3 separate regions of the Homo sapiens genome follow, and regions 1 and 3 are each linked to region 2. Evidence: read pairs that join two places in POLR2A ChIA-PET (ENCODE). Cell type or tissue: Panc1. All regions are shown on one strand.

The links. Peaks named below come from ENCODE experiments on the same cell type or tissue, not always from the same donor. Only the 100,000 strongest peaks of a DNase experiment are listed, where the experiment ranks them.
Region 1: POLR2A ChIA-PET joins it to region 2 with 5 read pairs; 2 of 35 experiments call an interaction of 5 or more read pairs at or near these places.
Region 3: POLR2A ChIA-PET joins it to region 2 with 5 read pairs; 2 of 35 experiments call an interaction of 5 or more read pairs at or near these places.

The regions. Positions count from the first base shown.
Region 1 is chr19:39,416,557-39,421,556 of GRCh38, reverse strand. PLEKHG2 (pleckstrin homology and RhoGEF domain containing G2) reads right to left here. Exons shown (of 19, transcript NM_022835.3): 6 at 4,960-5,000; 7 at 4,557-4,707; 8 at 3,865-4,002; 9 at 3,452-3,652; 10 at 2,731-2,823; 11 at 2,554-2,640; 12 at 898-931; 13 at 705-806; 14 at 561-608; 15 at 444-482; 16 at 258-274. Among named protein-coding and RNA genes, the nearest start is that of PLEKHG2, 6.4 kb to the right of the region's middle. In Panc1, no CTCF peak of the experiment used is centred here; a DNase peak (open chromatin) is centred at 2,318; H3K27ac peaks cover 559 bases.
Region 2 is chr19:39,275,302-39,280,301 of GRCh38, reverse strand. No RefSeq gene overlaps it. Among named protein-coding and RNA genes, the nearest start is that of IFNL2, 9.4 kb to the right of the region's middle. In Panc1, no CTCF peak of the experiment used is centred here; a DNase peak (open chromatin) is centred at 2,502; H3K27me3 peaks cover 287 bases.
Region 3 is chr19:39,218,672-39,223,671 of GRCh38, reverse strand. No RefSeq gene overlaps it. Among named protein-coding and RNA genes, the nearest start is that of SYCN, 17 kb to the right of the region's middle. In Panc1, no CTCF peak of the experiment used is centred here; a DNase peak (open chromatin) is centred at 2,300; H3K27me3 peaks cover 1,040 bases.

The sequences.
Region 1 (5,000 bases), 140 kb before region 2:
ACTAGTGTGCCTGGCTAATTTTTTTGTACTTTTTGTAGAGATGGGGTTTTGCCATGTTGCCCAGACTGGTCTCAAACTCCTGGGCTCGAGCAATCCTCCTGCCTTGACCTCCCAAAATACTGAGATTACAGGCATGAGTTACTCTGTCTGGCCCCAATCCCCTTCTCATTCAGACCCAGGATTTTGGAACTCAAGCTCCCTTCTCCATCAGACCCAGAAGTCAAGGTGCCCAGACCCTATCTCGAGATATCTCTTACCTTGAATCCAGGCTTAGCTAAGGATGGAGAGATGAGAGAGAGAGAAGCATTAGTGAGATGTAAGGGAAAAAGAGTGATTCCCCCATAACTGATGAGCTGAAGCAACCACCCCTCCCCAACCCGCCCCAGACATCCCACCGGGCGACAGACAGGGATGGACCAGGCTGAACCGGGGCAGTCACTGACCGTTCTGTGGGAACATGACATAAGGGTCCTTCACCGGCTCTGCGGGGAGGACACAGTGATGTCAGGAGCCCAGCTCCCACCCCGATGCCTGGATCACCCTTAGGGGTGAGTGCTCACCAGACTGCCTGCGGCCTCGGCGAATCACAGAGGGCCCAGGAGATGGAGCTGTGGGAGGGAGGGCCAGAGCCCTGTGTGAGCCCAGCTCCCGGGTCCTAGGGAAGTGGGGCTGAGGGCTGGGACTCAGGGATCCACCGCCTTTACCTGTGTTCCTTCGCCCAGGGGTAAAACTTCTAGCATCTCGAGGTCGAGGAGACCCAAGTGGGGGTGTCAGGGGCTCTAGGACAGGCTTACTTTTGGGGGCACCTGTGGGGAGAGTTTTGGGGCTAAAAGCCAACTTTTTCTTGGAAGTAATTCGTCTACTTCCACACCCTCCCAGCCCAAGGCCCCAACTCACAATGCAGGCTGTTTTCAAGGAGAACTTGCTTTGCCTGAAAGACAGGAGGATGAGGGCTGAGGTGGGTCGATCTTGGAGTACCACAGAGAGGATACTTTAAGCACCGTAGTCATGCCCATTAATGGGTGCTGTTTTTGTTTTTAGATCTTGCTCTATACGCCAGGTTGGAGTACAGTGGTGCAATCATAGCTCACTCCAGCCTCTACTTCTGGGATCAAGCGATCTTCCCACCTCACCCTCCTGAGTAGCTGGGATTTCATATGTGCACCATCACATCCAGCTAATTTTTTTTTTTTTTTGAGACGGAGATTTTGCTCTTGTTGCCGAGGTTGGAGTGCAAAGGCGCGATTTCGGCTCACTGCACCCTCTGCCTCCTGGGTTCAAGCGATTCTCCTGCCTCAGCCTCTTGAGTTGCTGGGATTACAGGTGCCCGCTACCACACCCGGTAATTTTTGTGTTTTTAGTAGAGACGGGGTTTCACCATGTTGACCAGGCTGGTCTTGAACTCCTAACCTCAGGTGATCCACCCGCCTTGGCCTCCCGAAGTGCTGGGATTACAGGCGTGAACCACCACGTCCAGCCCAGCTATTTTATTTTTATTTTTTTGAGACGGAGTTTCGCTCTTCTTGCCCAGGCTGGAGTGCAATGGCATGATCTCGGCTCACCGCAAGTTCCGCCTCCCAGGTACAAGTGATTCTCCTGCCTCAGCCTCCCTAGTAGCTGGGATTACAGGCATGCGCCACCATGCCCAGCTAATTTTTCTTTTTCTTTTTTTTTTTTGAGACAGAGGCTCACTCTGTTGCCCAGTCTGGAGAGCGCAGTGACGCAACCTAGGCTCACTGCAAGCTCTTGCCTCCTGGGTTCACGCCATTCTCCTGCCTCAGCCTCCCGAGTAGCTGGGACTACGGGCACCTGCCACCACGCCTGGCTAATTTTTTGTATTTTTGGTAGAGATGGGGTTTCACCATGTTAGCCAGGATGGTCTCGATCTCCGGACCTCGTGATCCGCCCGCCTCGGCCTCCCAAAGTGCTGGGATTACAGGCATGAGCCACCGCGCCCGGCCTAATTTTGTATTTTTTAGTAGAGATGGGGTTTCTCCATGTCGGTCAGGCTGCTCTTGAACTCCTGACCTCAGGTGATCCGCCCGCCTTGGTCTCCCAAAGTGTTGGGATTACAGGTGTGAGCCACCGTGCCTGGCCAGCCCCAGCTAATTAAAAAATGTTTTTTAGAGACAGGGTCTCACTATGTTGCCCAAGCTGGTATCGAACTCCCGGGCTTAAATGATCCTCCCACATCACCCCCTCGAAGTGCTGGGATTATAGGCATGAGCCACCACAGCCAGCTGATGGGTGCTTCTATTGGTCAAGCCCATGACGTGGCTGGTGACCATTACTCATCACCACAACCCTAGGATGAAGGCGCTTTCATTCCTCTAGGTGAGGAAGTTAAGGCTCAGAGAGGTTAAGTTACTTGCCCAAGGTCACAAAGCAGGGACATGGTAGAGCTAAGATTCAAACCCAAGTAGCGGAATTCTGCACTTTTAGCAATCACATTATAACAGACTGCTCTGGCATTGGGCAGGGGCGTCTCTTAGTACTATTGGGGGAGGGTGTCTCCAGCACTCAGAGGGCCCCCGGCTGCGGCAGGAGCTGTACCTTGGCAGGGATGGAGGCAGGGTGGTTCTCAAAGAAGAGGCGCTGGAGACAGTGAATCCACAGCCTCTTCTCTTCTTGGTTCTTGGCCTAGGAGTGGGTTGGAGTAGAGTCAGGGGGCCAGGTGTGAGGTCTCGAGGCTGGGGGATCCCTGCCAGCCTGATCCCACTACATGCTCACCTGGAGCAGGTGTCTGTGCTTGGGAATGGTCAGATCAGACACCTTGAACCCTAGAGGGTCTCGGGGACTCTCGCTCACGCTCAGGTTGCAGCACTGGAAGGAAAGAGAGGGGTAGCAAGCTCAGAGTCCTTGGGCTCAGTGATGCCCCTTGTACGGAGACACCCTTGGAGGTGTATCTGGGTCCTCCTCCCTAGGAAGATGCATCCCATAAGGCTGTATGGTGGGTTTCCTCTCCCTTTTTTTTTTTTGAGACAGAGTCTTGCTCTGTCACCCAGGCTGGAGTGCAGTGGCATGATCTTGGCTTATTGCAACCTCCGCCTCCTGGGTTCAAGTAATTCTCCTGCCTCAGCCTCCCCAGTAGCTGGGATTACAGGCACTTGCCACCACGTCCAGCTAATTTTTGTATTTTTAGTAGAGACGGGGTTTCACCACGTTGGCTAGGCTGGTCTCGAACTCCTGACCTCAAGTGATCCGCCCGCCTTGACCTCCCAAAGTGCTCGGATTACAGGAATGAGCCACCACGCCCAGCCTTCTCCTTTTTTTTCTTAAGTGGGGCAGCTCTCATTCTATACACTAGAAAGAAAGCTTCCCTTGGCTTCCATTCTCTAACTCAAGAAAATGTGGCAGGGTCCCCTGGCCCACACTGCCGGGCACACAGATACAGGTATATGGGATATACTTTGTAGGTAGTATTCTAGCCCCACCCCATCCCCAAACTCACGAAGATGTGGCCTTTGTAGGTGTACTCCAGCCCCCTGCGCTTGGCCACCAGCAGCATCCGAGAGAACAGGAAGAGCAGCCGCTCACCCCCTCGTAGCCGGGGGCCACCCCCTCCGCCTCCTCGGAACGCGCCCTCCAACACCAGTTCCCCAAAAGCACTGAGCTCTGGTCCGGTCCAGCCACCCAGCCGCCGCTGCACTTCCTGCCGGGACCCCGCCAGGTGCGCCGGGGCGCAGAGACAAGCATGGGTAGGTGGCACACACATACACACCAAAACAGGGGGTTAGCAACAGGGCCATGCTGTCCCAGCCAACCCTCCAAGGCTACCTCTGAGGCACTGATTTCCCCCCACCCGCCCCAAGGCCCCCTCGCTCACTCCCTCATCCAGCAAGCCCCAGCCCACCCTGGGGCCACCTGGAGGCGCGCTGCATGCTCCTGCTTGCGCTTCATGTCGTTGATGTACCAGGCAACCGCTGTCATGGACACAATAGCTTCCTCCACCATCTCGCGACCCCCAGTGCCTGGGCCCTCCGCCCAGTGCTTCCCTAGTTCCTGTCAGGCAGCCACCAGGCACGCAGGGATGGGGAGAGAAACAGAGAAGGAGAAAGAGAATGAGAATAACAGGAGATGGAGAAATATAAAGATAGGGGCAGAGGCCAGGCGCAGTGGCTCATGTCTGTAATCCCAGCACTTTGGGAGGCTGAGGTGGGCAAATCACCTGAGGCCAGGAGTTCGAGACTAGCCCGGCCAACGTAGTGAAACCCCGTCCCTATTAAAAATACAAAAATTAGCTGGGCATGGTGGTGTGCGCCTGTAATCCTAGCTACTCAGGAGGCTGAGCAAGGAGAATCACTTGAACCCAGGAGGTGGAGGTTGCAGTGAGCCAAGATCGCACCACTGTACTCCAGCCTCATCGACAAGAGTGAAACTCCACCTCAAAGGGAAAAAAAAAAGCTAGGGCTGTGCGCGGTGGCTCACGCCTGTAATCCCAGCACTTTGGGAGGCCTTGCCCAACTCGTGGGGGGTCCATCCTCCAGATGAACCAACAGGTGGTCAAGGGACAGGACCTCCCCCTCCCCAGCCTGGCTCCAGGGGCCCCAGCTGACCTGCAGCAGCAGATGGTACTTGAGAATGCGCTGGACAGGTTTCAGCAGGAAGCTCTGCAGGGGCAGCGAGTGGCGAAGCTGGGCCTGGCGCTCCTGCAGCCACAGGGCTGCTGGCGGAGACAACGACAGCTCCCGGAGCAGGGCCAGGGAGCTGGGGGCACAGCACAGGTCAGTGGGGATTGTCAGTTCCAGTGGGCGGGGTCAAGAGGGGTTAGGGAGGGGCCAGGGTTTGGGAAGGGTCAGGGTCTGACAGGGGGCGGGGCAGTGAGGGAGAGGTCAGTTACTGTCACAGCCTGGCAGGGGTCGGTGCTGGATGGGTCGGGGGTAGAGGGAGGGTGACGGGTGACTGGCACATCAGCTTGTGGGCACAGCCTGAGGCCCAGCAGGGGCTCCTGCCCCTCACCTCGGGTAGTTCATGCAGTACAATGTGTAGATGTCAAAATC
Region 2 (5,000 bases):
TGGACATTAAAATGATGTATAACATAACCACATTTATTTAAGAATGTATTCCAATATCAAATGACAAATTTCAACAATGCAAAAACCACAATTACTTTCAGCAATTAATAGGATTCAACTATTGATACACACAACCTGGATGGATTTTAAGCATGTTTTACTGAGTGGGGAAAAAAGTCGGTCTCAAAAAGTGACATTCTGGCCGGGCGTGGTGGCTCACACCTGTAATCCCAACACTTTGGGAGGCCTAGGCAGGCAGATCACGAGGTCAGTAGTTCGAGACCAGCCTGGCCAACATGGTGAAACCCCATCTCTTCTAAAAATACAAAAAATTAGCCGGGTGTGGTGGCACGTGCCTGTAACCCCAGCTACTCGAGAGGCTGAGGGAGGAGAATCGCTTGAACCCAGGAGGTGGAGGTTGCAGTGAGCCGAGATTGCACCACGGCACTCCAGCCTGGGCAACAGAGCAAGACTCTGTCTCAAAAAAAAAAAAAAAAGTGACATGCTATGTGATTCCATTTATATAACATCCTTGAAATGACAAAATTACAAAGCTGGAGAACAGATTAGTGGTTGTCAAGGGTAAGAGAAGGAGAGGGAGGATGTGACTGTAAAGGTGTGACTTGTACATTTCTTTGTAGTAAGGAAGCAATTCTGTATTTTGATTATGGGATTTATACCTGTGATAAACTGTCACTGAATTATACACAAAGACATGCAGAAAGAAATGAGTGCATGCAAAAACTGGTGAAATCCCGGTAAAGTCTGTAGTTGAGTGAATAGTATTGTGACAATGTCAGGTTCCTAGTTTTGAGAATTACTATAGTTATGCAAGATGTTACTATTAGGAAAAGCTGGGTGAGGGATATGGGAAACGCTTCTGTGGTATTTTTGCAACTTCTTGTAAGTCTATAATATTTTATTTATTTTTCTGAGATAGGGTCTTGCTCTATTGCACAGGCTGGAGTGCAGTGGTGTGATGACAGCTCACTGCAGCCTCCATTTCCTGGGCTCAAGTGATTCTCCTGCCTCAGCCACTCAAGTAGTTGGGACTACAGGTGTGCCTGCCTATGATTATTATTATTAGTATTATTACCTTTGTAGAGACAGGGTCTGGCTATGTTGCCTGTGAGCCACCGAGCCCGGCTGGATGCATCTTCTTCTTCTTTTTTTTTTTTTTTTTTTTGAGATAGAGCCTCACTCTGTCACCCAGGCTGGAGTGCAGTGGCACCATCTCGGCTCACTGCAACCTCCACCTCCCAGGTTTAAGCAATTCTTCTGCCTCAGTCTTCCGAGTAGCTGGGACTACAGATGCACACCACCATGCCTGGCTAATTTTTGTATTTTTAGTAGAGACGGGGTTTCACCATATTGGCCAGGCTGGTCTCAAACTCCTGATCTTGTGATCTGCCCGCCATGGCCTCCCAAAGTGCTGGGATTACAGGCGTGAGCCACCGCGCCTGGCCGGATGCATCTTGATGCTCTGGGTCCTCATCTGTAAAGTGGGACTAATTGTAAGACCTACATCCTAAGGTGGTAGTAAGGATTAAATGAATTAACTTAATTCATTTAATTCCTTGCATAGGAGATGCACCAAATAAACTTTTGCCATTTTGTTATTAAAATATTATTTATTATTATTATGATGCTCCATAGGCAGAGGTGGGAGGAGCGTTCAGAGAAGGCTGTGTAGGAAATGGAGGTTACAGTGGGGTTGGGATCTGGCTGTGGGATCTGAGGTTCTGCAAGGCAAGCTGGCAGGCCCACTCCACCTGGTCTACCCCCAGCTGCACAGCAGTCAGGGGTTGAGCCCAGTGCTTCTTCAACTTTCACATGTGTAGAGTTACCTGGAAATATTGTTAAAGTGCACACTTCTTTTCTTTTTTCTGTTTTTTTTTTTTTTTTTTTTTTGAGACTGGTTTTCACTATGTCACCCAGGGTGGAGTGCAGTAGCACAATCACTGCTTGCTGCAGACTAGACCTCCCTGGGCTCAGGTGATCCTCCTGCCTCAGCCTCCCAAGTAACTAGGATCACAGGTGCACTCGACCACACATGGTTTATTTATTTATTTATTGAGATGGGGCTTTACCGTGTTGCCCAGGTTGGTCTCAAACTCCTGGGCTTAAGCAATCTCCCTGACCCCACCTCCCAAAGTTCTGGGATTACAGGTGTGAGCCACTGTGCCAGCCTAACCTGCACATTTCTGATTTAGTGGGTCTGGGCTAGGGCCTGAGATTCAGTATTTCTAACACTCTGCCAAGGTGGTGCCAATGAGGTTGGTTCTACGGTTTAGCAAGACTCTAGCTGATTCCGATGCGCTTTAAAGTTTAGGAATCACTGATAGAATGTAATGATTAAAACCAATCACATCTCTGGGATTGCAGGCCAGACATCTTTTGAGTTCCCTAGGTGATTATGAAGCAAGCAAGGGCCATGAACCACTGGATTGGCTAATCCCAGCTGAAGAAAGAAAAGCAAACACACCTCCTGAAATTGGAATGTGCCGCCAGGGCAGGGCTGGGGAAGCTCAGATACGCAGTGGTCAGGAGATGACAGAGGACAGACTGAATTCGAAAGAGAAACAGAAAGGAGGCTAGAGCAGAGAGCTTGGAATTCTTCTAGAAAGAGATCCCTGACGGAAAACCCTCAGAACCCATAGAGTGGTGAAAGGAGAGGAAATCGCCCTGAGTCACCCCTATTTCCTAGCAGTGGTGAAAGCACAAACGAGTTGGGGGCAGATGTTTTTGAAGCAATTGGGGCATGGTGGAGGTCTTTCTTGGAATCTTAGGGGGCACATGTACAGTTTTGCGGGAGCTGCCAGAAGAAACACGATGGGTTTGGTTGACTTGTCTCAAACACACCCAGTGGGCTGGGTGCTGCAATCCTAGCACTTTGAGAGGCCGAGGCAGGTGGATCATTTGAGCCCAGGAGTTCGAGACCAGCCTGGCCAACGTGGTGAAACCCTGTCTTTACCAAAAATACAAACATTAACTGGGCATGGTGGCACGTGCCTGTAATCCCAGCTACTCGGGAGGCTGAGGTAGGAGATTGCTTGAACCCAGGAGGTGGAGGTTGCAGTGAGCTGAGATCATGCCACTGCACTCCAGCCTGGACAACAGAGCAAGACTGTGTCTTAAACAACAACAACAATGACAAACACACCCAGGGGAGATTAAAGTAACTCCATCTTGGATGCTAATCTGCCATCTTGACTTCTTTTTTATTTGTTTGTTTTGCGACAGAGTCTTGCTCTGTTGCCCAGGTTGCAGTGCAGTGGCACGATCATGGCTCACTGCATCTTGACCTCCCAGGGTCCAGCAATCCTCCCACCTCAGCCTCCTGAGTAGCTGGGACTACAGGCCTTCACCACCACACCCAGCTAATTTTTAAATTTTTTTGTAGAGACGGGGTCTCACTATGTTGCCCAGACTGGTCTTGTACTTGTGGGGTCAAGCGATCCTCCATTCTCGGCCTCTCAAAGTGCTGAGATTCAGGCCCATGTTGACTTCTGATTAACTCCAGTTCTGGGAATGCCTCTAAGATTTCTATTTTCATGTACTTACCAAAAATCCTGCCCTTAGGTCAAAATAACCTTTATGTTATCATAAACACATACTTACCATAAATCCTGCCTTGAGGCAAATTTCCTATAGTGTATAAGCCCTACATTTGTGGGATAACTGTGTGGGGGATCCCCTCTGTCTTCCTAGGGCCTCCTGAGACATGGCTTCGGTTTGTGAATTCCTCTTAAACGTTTCCTTCTAAGAAATTGGATTTGTCGGCCGGGCGTGGTGGCTGACGCCTCTAATCCTGGCACTCAGGGAAGCCAAGGTGGGCGGATAACCTGAGATCAGGAGTTTGAGACCAGATTGGCCAACATGGTAAAACCCTATCTCTACTAAAAATACAAAAATTAGCCGGGCGTCATGGTGGGCGCCTGTAATCCTAGCTACTCGGGAGGCTGAGGCAGGAGAATTGCTTGAACCCAGGAGGCAGAGTGAGCTGAGATCGCACCTCTGCACTCCAGCCTGGGCAACAGGAGATTCTGTCTCAAAAAAGAAGAAGAAGAAGAAAAAAAAAGAAACTGGATTTGTCAGGCTCTTTCTCCCTTGGCCTTTGGGGGTAGGTTTGCACAGACCTGCTTACCTTAGAACACATCTCGTAATGAATAATGATGACAGTGACTATATTTCATGAAATGTGCTAAGTGCTTTACACCCACAATTATATAGATTCCCCACAACAAGCCTCGGCAGTGAGTATTGTTCTCCTTTTCCACTGATGAAATTGAGGCTTCATTGTAACCATCAGGCCATCCTTCTCTCTCTCTCACGCCTGCATGCACATGTGCACACACACATACACAATACCACATCATTTTCAATTCATCAGTAAGTTCCACTGGCTGTATTTTCAAAGCGTTTCCAAATTCACGCACTTCTCACCCTCCCCATACATCTCATCTACCTGTCTACTGTCACCTCCTGCCTGGATGATCACAGCAGCTTCCTCCTGGTCACCCCTCACTCCCACACCCTCTTTCCCACCTACAGTCAGAGATTACATCCCCGCTCTATTCAAAACCATCTTGTGGCTCCCATTCTGCTTAGAAAAAAATATCCAACCCCTGCCTTCCCTTACAAAGCTCTTGGAGGTCTGGACCCTCCCCCTCGCAGCTCCATCACACTGGCCTCATTGCTGTTCCTTTCTTTCTTTTTCTGAGACAGGGTCTTGTTCTGTTGCCAAGGCTGGAGTGTAGTGGCATGATCATGGCTCACTGCAGCCTTATCTCCTGGGCTCAAGCGAGCCTCCACGCTTCAGCCTCCTGAGTAGCTAGGATGACAGGTGGGTGCCACCATGCCTGGCTATTTTTTAAAAAAGTTTTATTTATATTTTTTGTAGAAATGAGGTCTCAGTATGTTGCCCAGGCTGCTCTCAAACTCCTGGGCTCAAGTGATCCTCCTGCCGTGGCCTCCCAAAGTGCTGGGACTGCAGGCGT
Region 3 (5,000 bases), 57 kb after region 2:
ACTGGAACCATGTGTGGCTAATTTTTTTTTTTTTTTTTGTAGAGATGGATTCTTACTACATTGCTCAGGCTGGTCTTGAACTCCTGGACTCAAGTGATTCCCTCACCTTGGTCTCCCAAAATGCTGGGATTACAGGCATGAACCACCATGCCTGGCTAGAGTTTCTTTTTTAAAATTATTTATTTATTTATTTATGAGACAGAGTCTCACTCTGTTGCCTAGACTGGAGTGCAGTGGTGCGATCTCGGCTCACTGCAACCACCTCCTGGGTTCAAGCGATTCTCTTGCCTCAGCCTCTAGGTAGCTGAAATTACAGGCGTGCACCACTACGCCTGGCTAATTTTTGTATTTTTAGTAGAGACGGGGTTTCAGCACGGTGGTTAGGCTGGTCTCGAACTCCTGACCTCAAGTGATCCTCCTGCCTCGGCCTCCCAAAGTGCTGGGATTACAGGCGTGAGCCACCGCACCCAGTGTCCCCCGTTTTTAAAGTTTTTTTGGGCCGGGCGCGGTGGCTCATGCCTGTAATTCCAGCACTTTTGGAATTACACACAAGTGCTCCTGATATCTTGTACTGTATTACTTTTTTTATAGCATATATCACCTTCTAACTTATCATAAATGTGCTTATTTTTATTTTTTTATTTTATTATTTATTTTATTTTATTTTATTTCATTTTATTTTTTGAGACAGGGTCTCACTCTGTCACCCAGGCTGGAGTGCAGAGGCACGATCTTGGCTCAGTACAGCCTCCACCTCCTGAGCTCATGCAATTCTCTCACCTCAGCCTCCCAAGTAGCTGGGAACACAGGTGCACGCCACCAAACCTGACTATTTTTTTCTATTTTTAGTAGAGACGGGGTCTCGCCATGTTGCCCAGGCTGGTCTCAAACTCCTGAGCTCAAGCAATCTTCCTGCCTTGCCCATCTAGCCAGATTTGCTTTTTTTTTTTGAGATGGAATTTCACTATGTCCCCCAGTCTGCAGTGCAGTGGTGCAATCTTGGCTCACTGCAACCTCTGCCTCCTGGGCTCAAGCGATCCTCTGGCCTCAGCCTCCTGAGGAGCTGGGATTACAGGTGTGTGCCACCACACTCGGCTAATGTTTGTATTTTTAGTAGAGACGGGGTTTTACCATGTTGGTCAGGCTGGTCTCGAACTCCTGACCTTAAGTGATCTGCCCAACTTGGTGTCCCAAAGTGCTGGGATTACAGGCGTGGGCAACCGCTCTCAGCTGTGTCCTCTCTTCTTAAACCTCCAACTCTTCCTCCCACATGTCCACGCTCACGGATGGCTTTGTTTCTTCCACTGAAAACACAGAAGCCATAGAAGAGAAATCCCCTGTGCTCCCACCAGCAGCTCTACTTACTTCCCAGCGTCTAGGCCTAGATACTCTGCTATCCTCCTGTTCCAATATGATATGATCCCCAACCTCCTTTCCAAGCCCAACTTCTCCACTTGGCCTCTGTGTCCCACCCTCTCTCTCAAGAACATGCTCCACAGTTCTCCCCACATTCTTGCATCATCAGTTGCACCTTATTTAATGAAATTCTGGACAGGAACAGTGGCTCATGCTTGTAATCCCAGCACTTTTGGGAGGCTGCGGTGGGAAGATCACTGAAGCCCAGGAGTTTGGAGGCTGCAGTGAGCTATGATCGTGCATTCCAGCCTAGGTGACAGAGCAAGATGAAAGAAAGAAAGAAAGAGAGAGAGAGAGAGAGAGACAGAAAGAAAGAAAGAAAGAAAGAAAGAAAGAAAGAAAGAAAGAAAGAAAGAAGGAAGGAAGGAAGGAAGGAAAGAAAGGAGGGAGGGAGGAAGGGAGGAAGGAAGGAAAGGAAGGAAGGAAGGAAGGGGAAGGGAAGGGAGGAAGGAAGGAGGGAAGGAAGAAGGAAGGAAGGAGAAAGAAGAAAGGAAAGAAAGAAAGAAATTAGAAGAAGGAGAAGGAGAAGAAAAGTAAGTAAGGAAGGAAGTAAAAGAGAGAAAGGAAGGAGGAAGAGAGGGAACAAAGAAGGAAGGCAGGAAGGGAGAGAAAGAGAAAGAGAAAGAAAGAAAGAAAGAAAGAAAAGAAAGAAAAGAAAGAAAGAAAAGAAATTCTATCTCCACCCCTACCCCTCCAGCTTCTACTCCATTCCTCTGCTTGTCTTTTCAGCAACAATTGTCAAGCATTGTCTCCATCCTCTTCTTCTCTTCCTACTTCCTCTTGTCTCTACTTCCTCTTCCCCTGTGTCTCTTTTCCACACATTCCAATGAGGCTTTTGCCCCAACCACTGCAGATTCAGCTCTTGTCAAGACAACCAATGACCTCCATGTTGCTGAATCCAGGAGTAACTAACTTCTCAGTTCCATCTTTCCTGATGTGTCAGCAGTGGTGACATGGGTGATGACCCTCTGCTGCTGAGACACATTCTTCACGTCCTTCCATGGTCTAGGTCCCCTCCTGACACTGTCTGCTCCTCCTCGGTCTCTTTTGCTTATTCTTCCTCTCCCTCCTCATTTCTAAACACTGGCATCTGCCAGCCATGGTGGCTCACGCCTGTAATCCCAGCACTTTGGGAGGCTGAAGTGGGAGGATCTCTTGAGCCCAGGAGGCGGAGGCTTCAGTGAACTATGATATGGCACCACTGCACTCCAGCCTGGATGACAGAACAAGATCCTATGTTAACAAACAAAAACAAAGGCCAGGCCTGGTGACTCAAGCCTGTAATCCCAGCACTTTAGGAGGCCGAGGCGGGTGGATCACCTGAGGCCAGGAGTTCAAGACCAGCCTGGCCAACCTGGCAAAACCCAGTCTCTACTAAAAAATTCAAAAATGAGTCGGACATGGTGGCAGGTGCCTGTAATCCCAGCCTCTCAGGAGGCTGAGACAGGGAGAATTGCTTGAACCTGGGAGGTGGAGGTTGCAGTGAGCCAAGATCGTGCTACTGAACTCCAGCTTGGGTGACAGACTGGGACTCCATCTCAAAAACAGAAACAGGCTGGGTGCAGTGGCTCACGCCTGTAATCCCAGCACTTTGGGAGGCCAAGGCGGGCGGATCACGAGGTCAAGAGATCGAGACCATCCTGGCTAACATGGTGAAACCCCCATCTCTACTAAAAATACAAAAATTAGCTGGGCGTCCTGGTGCCCGCCTGTAATCCCAGCTACTTGGGAGGCTGAGGCAGGAGAATCACTTGAACCCAGAAGGTGGAAGTTGCAGTGAGCCAAGGTCACACCACTGCACTCCAGCCTGGCGACAGAGCAAGACCCTGTCTCAAAAATATATATATAAAATAAAATTAAAAAAAAAACAGAAACAAAAACAAAAAATCAAAAACACTGGACTACCCCAGGGCTCAGCCCCAGCCTTCTCCCGCATCTATCTGTGATGCAGTTGTCTATTCTCATGGTTTAAAACCCAACCCCACTGCTACAGTGATGACTCCTGGGGAAGATCCAGTTACTGATGCAAATTCTTCACCCCTCCCTCCATCTATACCCTCGCCACGGACTTGCCAAAGGCAGAGTGTACTTCTGTGCCCTTTGATGTTGGATCTGGCCATGTGACTGTTTTAAGCCCATGACATTGATGTCCAGAAGTGAACACCTGAGGCAGGTCATGTCCCTCCCCTGCTCAGAATCTGCCCATGGCTCCATGTCACTCAGGGTAAAGGGAGTGACCCGAATCATTCACTTTATATATTTAGTGACAAAGACCTTACGTGAGGCCCCCATGACCTGCCCCTGTGACCACTCTGACCTCATCTCCTCCCTTTCTCCGTCTACCTCTGTCCACTCCTTGCTATTCCTCAAATATTCCTTTGCACTGGCTGTTCCCTCTACCTCGAATGCTCTTCCCCCAGTATCACCATGTCTCCCTCCTTCTCCTCCTCGAGTCTTCGACCAAATGCTTCTGCATGAGGGTCCCCTGATCACGCTATTCAAAAGGGCACCCGCCTCACTCCATCCTCCCTCCCGGCTGTACTTGTCTCCATAGCACCTACTGGGCATGGCATTCAATCACTGCAATTATTATTATTATTATTATTATTATTATTATGAGACAGGGTCTCATTCTGTTGCACAGGCTACAGTGCAGTGGCACATTCTCAGCTCACTGCAGCCTCCACCTCCTGGGTTCAAGCAACTCTCATGCCTCAGTGTCCTGAGTAGCTGGGACTACAGGCACACACCACCACACCCAGCTAATATTTCTGGTACTTTTAGTAGAGATGAGGTTTCACCATGTTGACCAGGCTGGTCTCGAACTCCTGGCCTCATGCAATCTGCCCGCCTCAGCCTCCCAAGTTTCGAGGATTACAGGTGTGAGCCACCGTGCCTGGCAACTACATTTATTTTAAATTGTTTATTGCCTGTCTCCCTCTACTGGAGTGTAATCTCCACAAGGGCAACGTTTTCATCTACTTTATGAAGTCACTTGTAAAATTTTAAAATGTGGCTGGGCGTGGTGGCTCACGCCTGTAATCCTAGCACTTTGGGAGGCTGAGGCAGGCGGATCACAAGGTCAGGAGTTCGAGACCAGCCTTGCCAACATGGTGAAACCCCGTCTCTATTAAAAAATACAAAAATAAGCAGGGCATGGTGGCGTGTGCCTGTAATCCCAGCTACTTGGGAGGCTGAGGCAGGAGAATCGGTTGGACCCGGGAAGTGGAGGTTGCAGTGAGCCAAGATCACGCCACTGCACTCCAGCCTGGGTGACGGAGCAAGACTCTGTCTCAGAAAGGAAAAAAAAAAAAAGGGAGAGAGTGGTGTGACCTGTGTCATCTGGGAATGAAGCTTTAAGCACTAAGTGCCGGTGCCTATCCCACCTGCTTTTCCCTGGGATCAGAGACTGGCAATGAGCCAGGGATTAGCTGCTCTCTCAGCCTGGGTGAGGACAATGACAAGCACAGCACCAAAGTGTCCTGGGATGAGCACACGGTGTAAGCAGGCAATCAGCCTTCGCAGGCGTAAGCCGCTGAGACTTGAGGTCATTTGTTACTGCAGGAAAATGCAGCCCATTTTGA